3 separate regions of the Homo sapiens genome follow, and regions 1 and 2 are each linked to region 3. A link is a loop called in an ENCODE intact Hi-C map of the cell type or tissue named here. Cell type or tissue: endothelial cell of umbilical vein. All regions are shown on one strand.

Region 1 (2,500 bases), 250 kb before region 3:
GCTCTTCCTTCCTTCCTTAGACTTGCTGAATTATTTTAAACCAATCCCAGACCTCAGGTCACCTCACTCCTGCACACTTAGTATGTATCTCTGAAAATTCCGATTGACTTTTTAATTGAAGGCTTAAGAAACAATATAGCACAGTGGTGAGCGTGTAAGCTCTGGAGCCAGCCGGTTTGGGCTTGAATCCATGACTTGGCAGCCAAATCACTTTGGGCAAGTTACTTACTCTTTTGATATCTTAGTTTCCTCATCAGTAAAATGGGTATGATGATAAGGGTACCTACCCTCAGATAGTTATTATGAGGACAAAGTTAATATTTATAAGGTTAATATTCAGAACAGAAAGCATCTAATGATTCTAGCTACCACTTAATTGGAATCTCAAAGAATAATGTGACTATAGGGTGAGATGAACAATTTCATGCATATTCTGCATAAAATTTTTGCATCTCTTCTGGGACCAGAAATAGACACCAATTACCAGGTTAATTTTCATCATTTTCCAGTTGACCTCTCAAGTGTCCAGATCACTTCCCACCAGCCACTCTTCCAGAGTTAAACACCTAGAAAGCACAGCCTATATTCATTGCTTCTAGCTTCTCCCTTTCACACACAGCACAGTGGAACTCCTGTTTATATTTCTGTGAAGGCCATTTTCACATACTGACTTAAATCTTATCTGGCTATTGAAGCTTTTGTCTTCTCAATTAAGCTATAATGTCATCCTGAGGACAGGGGGGTATGTTTCACCTGTCTATGAATCCCCTTAATTCATTTGAATGCAAACTCCATTAGGGTAGAGCCTTGCCTGTCTGATCATTGCCAGATCCCAGCAGTAGCTGTGGTACATGGCACGAGGTAGGCAATTCATGTTTGTTGAGTAATCAGTAAGTCCATTATGAAATATATATAACAACCACAAGTAAATGCTTATGGATTGGGACAGAATCTCCCATAGAGAATCAGAGGAAAGGGCTTAAATGCCTTCACCAAAATATATGAATTAAAACATTTTAGGCTTACAGAATCACAGACTCAATGGCTTTGGAGTAACAAGCGGATTTATATACCACTTCTTTTGTAGGCTTCATGTCATTTGAGCCTTGCAACAACCCTGGAATGTAGTTAGGGTGGATGTCGTGACACCTGGATGTCATGACCACAGAGGCTCAGATGCCAACTCCAGCCCAAGTTACATAAGACAGTGACAGTCACAGTCTGGAGCCCAAACCCAGTGTTGATGATGGCTGAATTAAATGATGGGATGTATGCAGAAAGAATGTTGTAAAGAGGGTGAAGGATTACTATAGAGAAGTGGACAGCCATTTAACATCAAAGACATTTCCTGCTTATTGATGATTTCATCCCTTGAGCAAGTTTTTCCAGTTCTAGCCACTAGAGGTCAGAGAAGTAGCAGGAAAGAAAGGCTGGCTTAGCAGTTCTGGAGCAGGGGCTTCCAGGAACAAGGGGGCTGAGAATGGTCGCTTTGGATAACTGAGCCCATGTTCTGGTTCTATCTACCCCCTTAGGAGAGGCTATCACAGGTCCCCAGAGAGAGAAGACACTATGCCTCATCCCCAGACTTCCGGCCATCATTCTGGTCAGTATCAAGGGAAGCTAGCTCAGCCAGGCTCCTCTGCTGGGCCCTGTGATCTCTGATGATCCTCCCCAAGTATGGTTCAAACCAGGCACCAGAATTCTGGGTGCCATCTTAGGAATCACACAGGCTGCCAAAAGGCTGGAGAGAAACCTGTTCCACACCTGACAACTTCCTCAGAGGTCCAGAGTTTGCAGCCAGAGGTCCTCTCCATTAGGACGGTGACAGCACTCCGGATGCTCTTCCCCCAATAGTGGACACTGCAGACAGCACCACTGTTTGGGTCTTGAAGATCATTAAATGAATGTGATGCAAATAGTCTGTGCCACAGGCCTGGGAGCTCAATCACATTCTTTTTCATGACCCCATAAGGCCCCTTGAAGTCCCTTGGCCAAGAGGACATGCCCCATTAGACTCCCCAAACCATGATGGTTATCTTTGGTGCTTCTTTTTCACTGATCCAGTGTGCATCTCACCCAGAACTTCCCCAGTAACCCCAGGTCCAGCTTTGCTTACTCCCTCAAACTTTGCTCTGCTATTGGTTTATTCACCTGTAATGATTCAATAGCTTGTGATGCCTGAAATCTGCCCCATTTTCAATGAGAACATCCTGCCATCCAGTTCCTCACCTGCACTGAACACTCTATAGAACACTTTTTTTTCTTTCATTTTTTTGAAATGGAGTCTTGCTCTGTTGCCCAGGCTGGAGTGCAGTGATCTGGGTTCATTGCAACCTCTGCCTCCCAGGTTCAAGCGATTCTCCTGCCTCAGCCTCCTGAGTAGCTGGGATTACAGGCACCCACCACTATGCCTGGCTAATTTTTGTATTTTTACTAGAGACAGGGTTTTACCATGTTGGCCAGGCTGGTCTCGAACTCCTGACCTCAAGTGATCAGTCTG
Region 2 (2,500 bases), 210 kb before region 3:
ACTTAAATGTACAGGAGAGTCAATCTAGTAATCTCCTCACCTACCTACAAGGTGCGCGTGCACGCGCACACGCACACGCACACACATGCGCACACACACACACGCACACACACACGCACACACGGGCTCATTAAATTTGAGTCCCATTTTTTCTTTTAGTATTTTAAAATTTTGAGTAGTTTTAAAAATAATATTTTGGGTTTGTTCAATCTAGTCTTCCATAGGCAAAAAGCACCATATCTCTTATTAATGTTTAAAGTGAATGCTGGGGCTTGGAACAGAATGTAACTCTGCACTTAGGCAATCCCAAATTCCATACTGATTATGTATGGGATTCCTACCCTTCTGTTACTCAATTCCTATCCATCCGGTGGAGCCTGAGGGTCTAAGGTCAGTGGTGGACTCTATGGGAGCTGAGTCCAGGGAACAGAACAGGTCTCTCTCGTAGATTTACCCACCATGTTCTTCCCTGCTCAAAGGCAGGTGTTACATGGCAAACCTTCACTTCTCCAAGACAATGTTCACAATGCCAGAGGAGAAAGAAAAACCATCAGAGATGCTTTTTCGATGAAATCATTGGTGAGTTCTAAGAACACTTAACAAAAGGACCTACCACTTTCCAACAGGAAAATGGTTTGATCTGATGGAATCAGCTACCTATTGATTGCAGGGAAACTGGTGGAAGGTTCTAAAAGGTTTAGAGATCCCTGCACAGAACCACCCCCACGATCGTGGATATCAGCATCACTGTGAATTGCCACCCACTCTGGGAACTCATGAATAGTCTTGTCTCAAGTTTCTTCAAAAGCACAAAGCCTCATGTGAAGCCAGGCTGTGCAGCAAACAGAACTCTAATCCAATTCACTCTGACACACTCTGGCAGGAAAAGAGAACTCGAGGAAAGTCCAGATGGTCAGTCTGAGAGTCCTGCTCCACTAGGGTTAAGTGGTAATTCTGGATCAGGACAGGCACTGGGGACACTGGCCTGATGAGAAATAGGACACGGCAGGCAGCCAAGGGGCAATGAAGACTCGAGCCAGGGCCGCTAATTTTTCTCCCATCTCATGCAGCAAACGGATGCCACTCTCTACAAGGGATTCTGAGCATGGTACCAGAGGTGCACTTGTGGTTTAAAGAAAAAGATATTTGCCCTTGACACTGACGACCTGACCCTGGTTCTGACTGTGATTCTGCCCCAGCCCTGGCCTTTACCCAGAACCAGGGGGACCACATGGATTCACACCTCTCTTGCCTATAGCTCTGCTCTCCCAAGCCCACCCTGGACCAGCACTGCTGGACCATCCTCTGGGAAAAGTTTAGGCAGCCAGACTCTGGGAGCAGCTGAGGGCTGGTCAGCTGTTTCCGTCCACTGCTTTTACGGCTCTGAATGCCAGGAAGGAACCTCTGCAGGAGAAGGAAAGCATGGAATTTCTCCATTCACCACTGGGATGCATGATAAGCATAAGCCAGCAGGGATACGGGGAGCAGTGGGGAGTCGTGGGAGGGTATTTTACTTTGTGCAAAGAAATGTGCTCCTTCTCTTAATGCAAACGAAACCGACTACTACCTTCTCTCATTTATGAAGAATCTCTCTGCCCGACTGTGGAATCCCAGGAGCACAGCCGGATGGTTGAGAGCCAATAAGTAATACTGATTATGGAAACAGGATGAAGTCTGAGAACCAGAAACAAGGAAGGGATCGCCATTTGCTTGCAAAGCCTCTGCTTCATCCTGTTTACCCTCCAGAGACCCTCTTTGATCCCAGGGCTGCCTGCTGTTGACCGTTTTGCTGCCATAGGTTTTAGACTCTTTGTTCTACGTTTGTTTATATGTGGTAAAGTGATACGGTGGGAAGTACACAAATCTAGAGAAAAGCAGGTCAGGGTTTGTGAATCCTTGGGTATCATAAACTGATTGTGTGATGCTTATGCAAGGGATTTTCTCCTCCCTGAGACTCTGGGTCATCATCTGTTAAATGGGTATAATAAGTACTGAAGTGAGTCAAATAGTGCCCCGCCCCAAAATTCATGTCCACCCGGAACCTCAGAATGTAACACTTGGAAATAGGATCTTTGCGGATATAATTTGTTAAGATGAGATCATACTGGGTGAGAGTGGGCCCCAAATCCAGTGACTGGTGTCTTTATAAGGGAAAGAGAGGGCATGCAGATATACACACAGAGGAAACTCCATGTGAATCTGGAGGCAGAATTTGGAATGATTCATTTACAAGTCAAGAAATGTTACACATTGCTAGCAACCACGAGAAGCTAGGAGAAAGGCATGGAACGGATTCTCCCTCAAAGCCTCCAGAAGGAACCAACCCTGCCATCTGTAATTTCAGACTTCAGGACTCCTGAACTGTGAGAGAACAAATTGCTATTGTTTTCAACCACGTAATTTGTGAGAATTTGTTATAGCTGCCCTAGGAAATCAATACACCTACCTTCTGAGGCTGTTATGAGGATTTCCAAGAGGACAGAATGTGAAGGCAGCTGGC
Region 3 (2,500 bases):
AAATAAAACCATAAGTAGAAGATGCACAGATATGTAGGAATTGGGCCAGAATGATGGACAGTCTCAGCATTTACTTCATTTTGCCCTGTGACGCTCTCTGAGTTCACCCCTTCATGCAGGAAGCATCTGGGCTTTCATACCAGATTGTGAAAATTGTTTATGTGGTGCATTCCTCTCTTCCAAATCCCTGTTTACTCATTGTGCCTAAATCCAGCGCTCTGTGATAGCTTTCCTGCTGAGTTAGATTTTCCCATCGGCCTCTGTGTGTGTGTGTGTGTGTGTGTGTGTGTGCACACGCATCCATACAGCCTCAGCCACATCTTTCACAAATGCCCAAACTGGGAATAATCACCATATTTTTGCCTGTTGTCCATATTGGAGGTTACTCTGGAGAGACTGGTAGTGTTTTCAAGACGCATGAGTTAGTATCTCAATGAGTCATTCATTGAAAAAAAATTAACGTCAAACAACAGGGGTAAAATAGTTCACATTTACTGAGCATTTACTGTAATAGACAATGCCAGATGATATGCTAAATGGTTTGTAAGCATTATTCAATTCTTTGCACTTGGTAAAATATCTACTACTGTTATTCGCACTTGACAGATGAAGAACTTGAGGTTGAGAGAGTTCAAGCAACTTATGACCTTCCACCAGTAAGTGGCAGAGCTGGGATTCAAACCCAGGTCTGCTTGTAGCTAGAGCCTAGAATATTAACTGCTACCCTGCAGTGTGTCCTGCCTAAGAGCAAATGAAACCACTCCCAATCCAAATGTTTTCAGCATTTCCTCTTTTTGGGGTAGATTTTTCTTTTCCAACATCTTGATCAAAGGGAGCTGCTGTGGTTTAAGGAGAAAGCTGACTGGGAGCTCCTGTCACTCCACCCCTTGCCTGGCTTGGTCTTTCCATAGGATACACAGGATTTGGAAATCACTGCTCTATGAAAGCAGAAACAGCATGTATTGCTATGGCATCCACAGTGCCTAGAAGAGTATTTGCACACAGCCTGTGCTCAATCAATATAGTTCTAAAAGGGAACATTCTCTCTTGTGGTCACCTACAGCATGGATTTCCCTAAACTACCCAAAAGGACACCAAAGAATAAACAGCACCTCTGACCTTTGAGCCATGGACGGCAGAATGATATCTATCCGGAAGGTAGAGATGACGACTTAATTGTACCTGAAACAGAGACTAGGAAGGAGGTCGGCATGGGGTGCTATGGCAGTGGCTGGGAGGCTTCCAACTGATCCAAACTGCTCTTCCTCAAGAGAACTTTGTCTTGGGTTTTGTTTTGTTTTTTGCTAACTGTGTTTTCCGTGCTTGACATTACCAGGTGACAGCTTCTCCTCAGTGGAGAAATTTGTCATCCCACTGGGATAATTCCAGAGTTATTGTAAGAGTTCCTGCTCCCACCAGATCAAGCCAATCAGGAAGCTCCTCCACATGGGTTGTGCCGGGCTGATTGTTTCCCGCTTGGCTGCTTCCTGCTATTGTTCTCTGTCATGTTCTCAGAGGCGCAACTACTGAACCCTACCCCTTCCTCTCAGAAGCTGAGGGCTGCATCATGGCTTTGGGTCAAGGTATACTCGGCTCAGAGATCAAGGCATCTGGCAGAGAGAGAAAGGCCTGAAATGAAAATAGAGGCAGGCAGTTCCTGGCCCAGGTGACCAGAGCAGAAATCACAGAGCTTAAAACACCCAGAAATATGAGTCTTTCAGGTCTTGGAAGGGAAGTTTGAAATGTTCTGGGTCACTCATTCATGTTTATCGAGCATTATCAAGCAAGTGTTGGGCTATATTCAGTAACAGCTGCCCAGTCTCTACTTTTGAGAAATTCATCATCTCATGAGGGAGGAAGCTATATGAATAGTTACAATGCAGTGCACAGTAGAGCTCAAATTGCAAGACCAAAATGCTGCAGGAATGCAAAGAAGAGAGTCTGAGTAACTCTGCTTGTGGGGAGGCAGGGCAGGATTTCAGGAGGTTGGAACATGTCAGTAGGATCTTGAAGAGAAAAATGATCAAGGCATAGAGGTGTTCAGACAGCATTTCAAGCTAGGATGATAACATGGACAAAGGGGCTTTGATGCAGAAATGTGCAAGGCAGGCTCAAGTGAGTGAATGAGGACCTCTGTAGGACTGGCCTATCTGAGTGCACTCATGAGGGAAAGAAAGTGACAGGGAGGATCAGGCTCAGGATATGATGGCTCTTGAATGCCACACTAATGAGTCTGATTCGGAAAGTAACAGAAAGCCATTTGAGTTTCTTGTTTGTCTGTCTGCCTGTTTATGTGTTTGCTTTAAGTCAGTGATAGGATTGGCTATGTTCTAGAAAGACCATGTGGACAGATGTGAAAAGAACGGATTTGGATGTATGAAAGGGTTACAGAGTGAAACCATAAAGAACAATTAGGAGTTGTCCAAGCAAGGGATGGTGAAGCCAAGCTTAGCATGGACTACTGTGGGAAGCAAGAAGGTTCCATTTATTGATTTTTATA

Evidence for each region. Hi-C counts contacts between places; a loop is a spot of excess contacts. Peaks named below come from ENCODE experiments on the same cell type or tissue, not always from the same donor. Only the 100,000 strongest peaks of a DNase experiment are listed, where the experiment ranks them.
Region 1: a loop joins it to region 3, with 5 times the contacts of the local background. A loop is called at or near these places in 103 of 110 quality-filtered maps.
Region 2: it touches region 3 in a loop (4-fold over the local background); 3 of 110 quality-filtered maps call a loop at or near these places.

The regions. Positions count from the first base shown.
Region 1 is chr9:110,152,007-110,154,506 of GRCh38, reverse strand. All of the region lies in intron 8 of PALM2AKAP2 (PALM2 and AKAP2 fusion), which reads right to left. LOC124902244 (a long non-coding RNA gene) reads right to left here. Exons shown (of 2, transcript XR_007061727.1): 1 at 754-2,500. Among named protein-coding and RNA genes, the nearest start is that of C9orf152, 55 kb to the left of the region's middle. In endothelial cell of umbilical vein, a CTCF peak has its summit at 1,384 (motif pointing right); a DNase peak (open chromatin) is centred at 1,406; H3K27ac peaks cover 480 bases.
Region 2 is chr9:110,113,979-110,116,478 of GRCh38, reverse strand. All of the region lies in intron 7 of PALM2AKAP2 (PALM2 and AKAP2 fusion), which reads right to left. Among named protein-coding and RNA genes, the nearest start is that of C9orf152, 93 kb to the left of the region's middle. In endothelial cell of umbilical vein, no CTCF peak of the experiment used is centred here; DNase peaks (open chromatin) are centred at 878 and 1,458; H3K27ac peaks cover 2,500 bases.
Region 3 is chr9:109,906,600-109,909,099 of GRCh38, reverse strand. All of the region lies in intron 3 of PALM2AKAP2 (PALM2 and AKAP2 fusion), which reads right to left. Among named protein-coding and RNA genes, the nearest start is that of PALM2AKAP2, 130 kb to the right of the region's middle. RefSeq lists enhancers at 1,827-1,896, 1,977-2,056. In endothelial cell of umbilical vein, no CTCF peak of the experiment used is centred here; DNase peaks (open chromatin) are centred at 259, 1,469 and 2,109; H3K27ac peaks cover 2,500 bases.